3 separate regions of the Homo sapiens genome follow, and all the other regions are linked to region 1. The links are chromatin contacts, found by Hi-C or POLR2A ChIA-PET in ENCODE. All regions are on one chromosome and are shown on one strand. The core of a region is the stretch at or near the end of the contact, and the rest is flanking DNA. Distances in the headings are between cores, read along the strand shown.

The links. Hi-C counts contacts between places; a loop is a spot of excess contacts on that map. ChIA-PET counts read pairs that join two places held with the same protein, here RNA polymerase II (POLR2A). Pooled maps may share reads with other maps.
Region 2: a loop to region 1 is called in a pooled map, with 5 times the contacts of the local background. The contact joins the promoter of RCN3 here to the promoter of CD37 in region 1. A Hi-C loop is called at or near these places in 4 of 50 pooled maps. POLR2A ChIA-PET finds 5 or more read pairs at or near these places in 3 of 52 experiments (GM10248, activated CD4-positive, alpha-beta T cell and activated T-cell).
Region 3: a loop to region 1 is called in a pooled map, with 2.3 times the contacts of the local background. The contact joins the enhancer-like site here to the promoter of CD37 in region 1. A Hi-C loop is called at or near these places in 1 of 50 pooled maps. POLR2A ChIA-PET finds 5 or more read pairs at or near these places in 6 of 52 experiments (Caco-2, GM10248, HEK293 and 3 more).

Annotation. Positions count from the first base shown.
Region 1 is chr19:49,334,156-49,336,844 of GRCh38, reverse strand. It overlaps CD37 (CD37 molecule), which reads right to left and starts at 1,439. Exons shown (of 8, transcript NM_001774.3): 1 at 1,236-1,439; 2 at 1,059-1,131. The coding sequence starts at 1,304. It also overlaps a transcript of SLC6A16 not described here. RefSeq lists enhancers at 1,209-1,328, 1,819-1,888.
Region 2 is chr19:49,526,611-49,529,299 of GRCh38, reverse strand. RCN3 (reticulocalbin 3) reads right to left here and starts at 1,297. Exons shown (of 7, transcript NM_020650.3): 1 at 1,242-1,297; 2 at 586-833. The coding sequence starts at 827. RefSeq lists a silencer at 1,220-1,339 and an enhancer at 803-1,381.
Region 3 is chr19:49,149,123-49,151,811 of GRCh38, reverse strand. PPFIA3 (PPFI scaffold protein A3) reads right to left here. Exons shown (of 30, transcript NM_003660.4): 26 at 2,644-2,689; 27 at 2,487-2,555; 28 at 2,094-2,265; 29 at 1,661-1,732; 30 at 786-1,576. The coding sequence ends at 1,674. HRC (histidine rich calcium binding protein) reads left to right here. Exons shown (of 6, transcript NM_002152.3): 5 at 259-295; 6 at 480-614. The coding sequence ends at 516. Among named protein-coding and RNA genes, the nearest start is that of HRC, 4.9 kb to the left of the region's middle. RefSeq lists enhancers at 1-480, 2,070-2,289. Within about 2 kb of position 1,316, at least 34 of the 41 ENCODE cell types and tissues checked have a DNase peak (open chromatin) inside an H3K27ac peak, as active enhancers do.

The DNA of each region.
Region 1 (2,689 bases), core at 190-2,689:
CCTAGGCAGCCACCCAAGTGGGGAGCAGTATCTTGGTGCCCCTCTCTCTGGGACTCTGTCCCTGCCCCACCCTGAGTCCCTGTTTCCTTCTGAAACTTTCTCTTCTTTCTGGGCCTGTTTCCCGTCCCTGGATCTCTGTCTCTCTTCCTCTTACCCTCTCCTTCCTCCTTCAGCTCCTCCTCGTCCCCAGTAGTTTCAGCCCTATCACTTGTTCTGTGACATTGGCTTGGCTCCTTAAACCTCCCTGAGGCATAGGAGATGATATCTATTTCTTAGGGTTTTTTTTTGAGTTGGAGCCTCGCTCTGTCCCCCAGGCTGGAGTGCAGTGATGTGATCTCGGCTCACTGCAACCTCTGCCTCCCAGGTTCAAGTGATTCTCCTGCCTCAGCCTCCCTAGTAGCTGCGACTACAGGCATGTGCCACCATGCCTGGCTAACGTTTTGTATTTTTGAGTAGAGACAGGGTTTCACCATGTTGGCCAGGCTATTCTCGAACTCCTGACCTCAAGTGATCCACCTGCCTCGGCTTCCCAAAGTGCTGGAATTACAGGTGTGAGCCACCGCGCCCGGCCCCTAGGGTCATTTTGAGAGACACATGAGGACATGTGTTCAACCCAGTCCTCAACACAGGGCAAAGACTTCTTAAATATGAGCGTTTAGGGTTATATTTCATTATTATTTAGGGTCATACTTCATTATTATTTTCCTATTATTAATGTTATTTTGGCTCTTTTACGTCCTTGCTGTATGACATCCATCAAGGGGCTTCCCCTCTCTGAACCTCAAGCGAGGGGAAGGTTTGTGGGGGCATCTGACCAGCCACAAGTCCCGACAGATAGGAAGTGCTTGAGAAATGGCTCTCATGATCATTGTTGTTTGTATGCACAACCCCATTTGCCGGAAGAAGACTCAGGCTCCAAGAAGCCTCCGGTGAGCAGTGGATGGGAGCCTGTAGCCTGCCTGCAGAGTAGGGCACCGTAGGTCTCCCTGAGACAAGGGAGACCCCAGGAAGTTGCTTGGGTTGGGGGAGGCCCTCCCACCTGCCCCAGCCCCCCTCACCCACAAAGGACACGAAGCTGGTCTTGTCAATGAGGATCCAGATGCCGAAGCAGAAGATCAGGCTGCCGAGGACCTGGGGAGAGGAGATGCGGATACGGGGGTGGGCCACAGGGGAAGATGAGGGCTGGGTTAGCGGCAGGGGCTGGGCCCCGGCTGGGTAGCCATGAGGCAACTCACGAAGAAGAAGAGGTTGAAAACGAAGAGGAAGTACTTGATGAGGCTGAGGCAGCTCTCCTGGGCTGACATCTTCACCTAGTGGGGTAAGCGGTCCACTCACCACACAGAAGAGGTGCTGACAGTGGGGGAGACAGGGAGAAAGAAAGAGGCTGAGAGAGAAAGAGAGACGGAGAGCTGAGAGAGAAAGGAAGAACCCCAAAAGAGGAAGTTCCAGGGGTGGGGCTCCACCCACTCCCGCTTCATGTAAGGTGGCTTTCTGTCTCTCTCTCTGTCCCTGTCTCCCTCACCTGCTCCACTGGGACACATGCTCTGGTACCTGAGGGGCCTTGGAATTTGTGGGCACCAAGGACTCATGGGGCAGTCCCTCCCAGGTCTCCATGTCTCAGGCGCTGGGGGATCTAAAGGGACCCCTGATCTACTGGAACCCACCTCTGGGCATGGGGACCTCAGGGCTGACCCTGGACAGCAGCTGACCTCACAGACACTCTGACCTCATGGCCTGCTAAGCTCTCCCATCTCTGCATCCAGCTGTGTCTCCCATTTCCTGCCCTGGGTCTCTTGTTCCTCCTCTCTGGGTCTTTGTCCCCACCTTCCTGCTACTCCCCATCTCTGTCCCCTTATCTCAGCAGAGTCTCTCCCTCCTCTGGGTCTCTGTCCTCCTGCCTCCTGGGGTCTCTATCCTCCCTCTCTCTGTGTTTCTTTATTTTATTTATATATTTGTTTCTTTTTGAGACAGGGTCTCACTTTTCACCCAGGCTGGAGTACGGTGGGGAAAACAGCTCACTGTAGCCTGGGCTCAAGCTATCCTCCCACCTCTGCCTTCTGAGTAGCTGGGATTACAGGTGCACACTACCATGCCTGGCTAATTTTTGTATTTTTTGTAGAAATGGGGTCTTGCTATGGAGTGGGAGTGTTGTATTTTTTATATTTAATTAAAAAAAAACAGAGATAGGGTCTCACTAGGTTGCCCAGGCTGGTCTGGAACTCCTGGACTCAAGCGACCCTCCTGCCTTGGCCTCCCAAAGTGTTGGGATTACAGGCGTGAGCCACTGTGCCTGGCCTCTCTCTGCTTCTGGCCCCTTCTTTGGGTCCTTCCTCCTTTCTCTCTTCATCTCTCTTTTGTTTTTGTTTTTGAGACAGGGTCGCCCAGGCTGGAATGCAGTAGTGCGATCATAGCTCACTGCAGCCCCAACCTTCCCAGGCTCGAGCAATCCTTGCACCTCAGCCTCCCAAGTAGCTGGGACTACAGGTGCACACCACCATGCCTGGCTAATTTTCTTCATTTTTTGTAGAGATGGGAGTCTCACTGTGTTGCCTAGGCTGGTCTCAAATTTCTGGGCTCAAGTGATCCTCCTGCCTTGGCCTCCTAAAGTGCTGGGATTATGGGCGTGAGCCACTGTGCCCAGCCTGTCTTCTTTTCTCTGTCTCCCCCTTCCCCACTTGTTTTTGTGCCT
Region 2 (2,689 bases), core at 48-2,547, 190 kb before region 1:
CTGAGGCTTGGGGAGGGGAGATGTCTGGGACAAAAGAATAAGGAGCGCTTAGGGGGCAGAATCTAACCCAGATTTTGCTGCCCTCAAAGGTCCTCTTTTTTATTGTTGTTGTTGTTTTTTAGACGGAGTCTCACTTTGTCGCCCTGACTGGAGGGCAGTGGTGCAATTTTGGCTCACTGCAACCTCCACCTCCCAGGTTCAAGCGATTCTCCTGCCTCAGCCTCCCGAGTAGCTGGGATTACAGGTGCCCACCACCACGCCTGCCTAATTTTGTATTTTTAGTAGAGACGGGATTTCACCATGTTGGCCAGGCTGTTCTCGAACTCCTGACCTCAAGTGATCGGCCTGCCTTGGCCTCCCAAAGTGCTGGGATTACAGGCATGAGCCACCACGCCCGGTCTCAAAGGTCCTCTTTAGGCCTCAATTTTAACTTAATTTCTTTTTCCCAAGGATAGAAGGTAGAATTTCATTTCTCACAAAGAAATGAAGTTCAGTCCACGCCATTTCTCTGACCCCTGTCGATACCCCCGCGTCTCTCTCCTAAGCCCCACCTCTGGACACGCCCCAACCGAATGTCTCTCTTACCCCAGACGGGCCTGGCTTTCCTCTGGGGTGAGTTGGTCGAATTCCTTGGCCACTTCCCGTCCCAGGAAAGCCTCATGGTCGTACTGGAAGTTCCCGTGGGCGTCATCATGGGGAGCGTCGCTCAGGGGGGCCGCCTGGTGCACCCTCCCCTGGCCATGAGGGCCTGCGTCTGGGGATGGCTTCCCCTGGGCCCCGTGCCTCAGTAGCAACAGAAGCAGCAGAACTGATGGTCGCCACATCATCGGTCCCTGGGGAGTGGCAAAGGCCAGGGGTCAGGGGTCACAGGGATGGGGACAGACACGGGATAGGAGAATGGCGGGGTGGAGGGGTTACCTAGGACAGGACAGGGAGTTGGAAGTTGGCTGCAAGCTTTCGGGCTCAAAAAGGGCGGGCGATGGGGGAAAAGAGGGCGGGATGCTTAGAGGTAAAGCCACCTATGGGGAGGACCGAATCTTCTGACGGAGTCTCAGGGGGGTCCCAGACCTGCCAGGGGGAATTACAGAGACAGACGTGGCGCACATCCCACGCAAGGTGCAGGGCATAGTTGTGGCCAGCGAGAGGTCAGGCAGGCTCCCCGTCATTGCTCCCAGTCCGGACCCTGGTCCTCGACCCGAGCCGCCCTCCCTGGACAGAGGCCCCCCACCCACTCCCTTTACCCTGTTATCCAGCTTCGCTCCGCTCTCCACGCTCCGCTCTGCGTTCCCGCAAATGTGCCCAATTCGGCCGCTCTCCAGTCAGGCCCCGCCTCTGGCAGCGCAGAGCCCCGCCCCCCGCCCAATGAGCTCGCACGAGCGTCTCACGGGGCGGGGCCAATGAGTGCACGGGGTGCCGCGGGCACTCCTCGCCACGTCCACAAAGGAAACCGCGGCCTGCCCGGGGAAGAAGGGTGGGCGACACCGCAGTGACGCGGCCGGGGAGAACTACAACTCCTGGCAGTCGTCGCGGCACTCTGCCGTCCACCTCCAGCTGTTCTAGTCACAACGCCTCACGGGAAATGTATTTTTCCCTTTCCCTTTGTCAGGATGGTTTAAGAAAGAGGTGTACGTTCCAACACTTCTATACCAAACAAAACAAAACAAAACAAAAATAAACAAAAAGAACGAAAGAAAAGAAAAAAGGCCGGGCGCGGTGGCTCACGCCTGTAATCCCAGAACTTTGGGAGGCCGAGGCGGGCGGATCGCCTGAGGTCGGGAGTTCGAGACCAGCCTGATCAACACGGAGAAACCCCATCTCTACTAAACATACAAAATTAGCCGGGTGTGGTGGCGCATGTCTTTAATCCCAGCTACTTTGGGAGGCTGAGGCAGGAGAATTGCTTGAACCTGGGAGGCGGAGGTTGTGGTGAGCCGAGATCGCACCATTGCATTCCAGCCTGGGCAACAAGAGCGAAACTCCGTCTCAAAAAAAAAAAGAAAGAAAAGAAAAGAAAAGAAAAGGGAGAGCAGAATCAAGGGGCCGGAGGAAATATCCCATTTCCTCCAAGAGTGAACACTGCTCCTCGCTCCTCTTCGGCTCCAAGGATTCAGGTGGTCAGACAGTAGCCAAGAATTCCTCAAAATGCCTGGCATGGCAGTCATCCAGTAAATATTTGTAAAAGTTATGAATTAAAAATACATGACCTCAGGTTGAGCACAGTAGCTCAATGCCTGTAATCCCAGAACTTTGGGAAGCTGAGGCAGGTGGATCACCTGAGGTCAGGAGTTCCAGACCAGCCTGACCAACATGGTGAAACCCCGTCTCTACTAAATACAAAAAATTAGCCGGGTGTGGTGGTGCATGCCTGTAATCCCAGCTACTTGGGAGGCAGGAGAATTGCTTGAACCTGGGAGGCGGAGGTTGCAGTGAGCTGAGATCACGCAATTGTACTCCAGTCTGAGCAACAAGAGCAAAACTCTGTCTTAAAAAAAAAAAAAAAAAGTGACCTTAGGCCGGGCGCGGTGGCTCACACTTGTAATCCCACCCCTTTGGGAGGCAGAGGCGGGTGGATCATGAGGTCAGGAGATCGAGACCATCCTGGCTAACATGGTGAAACCCCGTCTGTACTAAAAATACAAAAAATTAGCCAGGCATGGTGGCAGGCGCCTGTAGTCCCAGCTACTCGGGA
Region 3 (2,689 bases), core at 67-2,566, 180 kb after region 1:
CAGAAATGAGTGGAGGGTTGAGATGCGGGCTTAGAGCCTAATGGGCGAGGCCAACTCAAGTAGGAATCGAAGGGGCGGGGCTACTGGAGAACGGAATCACCCAGAACGAAAAAGGGGTCCGGTAGAAGGGATTCAGTTGGAAGAAGGAATTAGGGAAAAGGAGGTGGAGCTAGCACTAATCTCGCACGCTATACTGAGTGGCTGCCTAATTTTGCTCGTGCAGTACCCCTCAAGCCTCTTTTCTCTGCTGTCCCACAGGAAGCTACGTTGACTATTTCTCCTCGTCCCTTTATCAGTAAGTGTGTAAAAGGGGAGCGTGTAAAAGCCCCGTTTAGAGAAGTGCTTGTCTCGCTATGAGTTATCAGATGACTCTGGGACTCCATTTCCCCGTCCATGAAATGGGCAGGTTAATGATCTCTAAGCGTCCTGGGGTGGGCTTTGAACACCAGCTGTCTAACTTCTGGCGTTCTCGTCTCCAGGGCCCTGGCAGACATGCTGGAAACGCCGGAACCCTGACCCAGTCGCTCGACTGCGACGCAGGTGTACCTCCCCCTGCCTTCCAACCCCTTTCCACGAGCTATATTTATTTCTCCGAATAAACGTGCTCCCCGAAACCTCATTGTCAGACGTGGGGTCTGGGAATCTCAGGGCATCGGGGAATGCGGGTAGGGTCTAGAGACCTGGACCTAGACTTGAGGGATGAGGGGCCTGGACTCCTGGCTCGAGGTGGTTGGTTGAACAGCCCCCCCCCCCCCCGCAAAAAAAAAATCAGTCAACAAGGAAGCTTTTTGAAACAGTTCTCTTTACCCGTGATCACTGAGTGACGCCTGGGGCGGGGAGGCCGACCGAGAGTCGGGGGCGAGGGCTCCCCCACCGTCCCCCTGCCCCCACGCCACGTCGCCCAGCGGCATCGTGGAAAGAGGATTCTCCCATGCAAACCCCGGAGCCAGAGGAGAAGGGGAAGCGCCATTCTGCGCCCCCTACCCCCGGGGCACGGACACGGCCACAGCACGGGGGGCGGTGAGGCCCCGGGGACACGAGACACGGGGGAGGGAGAGGGGAACCCGCCCGCAGATGACCCGGGGGACCGGCGACCGGACGCGGCGGGGCGGAGCTGAGTGGCACAGGGGGCGAGGCTTGTAGCAGCGAGTCCCCCCTCCCCTCCTTTCGGACGAAGAAGGAAGACTTGGGCCCCGCGACTGGGCAGGAAAAAGGGGAGGGAGCAGCCTCTCCCCGCATGCGGCCCGGGAGGGAAGCCCCGCCCCCTTCCCGCGGGTAAAGGACACCCGTCTCCCAACAGAAACTGATCAATAAATTACAAAGTAGAGAAAAGGAAAGCGGACGTTTGGGGCGGGATTTCTTCCTCCCCGCTTCTTCCCCCTCTCAGTCCAGTTCATGTGGTTTGGTCCAGGCCCCGGCCCTGTGCGAGGCGGGCGCGCGCACTCCCGCTGGTCTGTACAGATGGTCCAGTCCTCGGCGCGAGCTCCCCCGCCCGCTCTCCCCGGCGAGGCCACAGTCCGGGCAGGAGAGGGAACAGCCCAGCCTCGGGAAGATTCTTCCGTCCGAGTGAGGTCACCTGCATGACGCCGGGCAGCGCGTGGAGCAGTGAAGATCCACCGTGCCGCCCCGCACCCCCAAGGTCGCCCAGCACGGTCCTCACCTGGAGGCCTGCACTAGCAGGAATAGGTCCGGACCGAAACGCCGTCTGCCCGGGAACTCCCAGAAGTCTGGCCTGGAGGGAGAGCGAGCAGCGGTTCAGCCTGGAGCACCCTCCTCCCTGTTCCTCTCCAGGATTCCTCCCTTTGGACTTCCCTTCCCGATGTCACAACGATCGCCGGGCTCCACATGGGTTTCCCTCCCTTCCCCGCAGCCAAGGACTCAAACTCGCATTGGGCGAGTTCACTCCCGCCCTGGGAAGGGGGAGTGGGATTTATCCATTTCATCCTGACGGGGGAGTCCGGAACGTTGGAGCAGTCCATTCCTCAGGGGTGGGCGAGAAAGGACTAGGCCATTCCAGAACCCGGACTACTGAGGTGGTCCATGCCCCACCCTAGGGAAGCGAGGAAGGGCTGTCGCATTTGGGAGCCCCCCACCTTCTGGCTGCAGCTTGCGGAGAGGGAGCCCCGGAGAGCCCAGGGCTCCCGCTGCAGCCGAACGAAAGTTGGGGGGCAACATCTCAGCTGAGTCGGGAGTTACGCCTCGGAGGTCCTTCTCCCGGAACATCTTCCGCCAGGATGGGGAGCGGCTGAAAGACTTGGCGCTGTCCTAGGTATAGGAGCCGGACAGCCGGTGAGGGACTCCTGCCTTGTCTGACTCCGCCCCTTCCTTTGACTCCACCCCTCTCCGGGTCTCACCTCTCCTTTAACCCCGCCCCTCTCCTGGCCCCGCCTCCAACCGTGACCATTAATAGTCAGGCCCCGCCCCCTCAGCTCAGCCTCTCGAGGAGCCGCTGGGAGCAGAGCCCTCTGAGCTGTTGCCGCGCCCACCTCGTCCAGCCGCCTGTCTGTGCCTAAGGAGATAAGGTTGCTGAATTCCTTCTCCAGAAGCTGCCGGGCCTGGAAAGAGGAGGTGGAGGGGGCGGTTGGAGCGTGCAGTCTGCGAGGTGGGGACGCCCAGCATGCTCCGGGCCCAGCGGCAGCTCACCTGTGCATTCTGCGTGGGGATCTGCAGGAGCAAGGCCAGGTCGGAG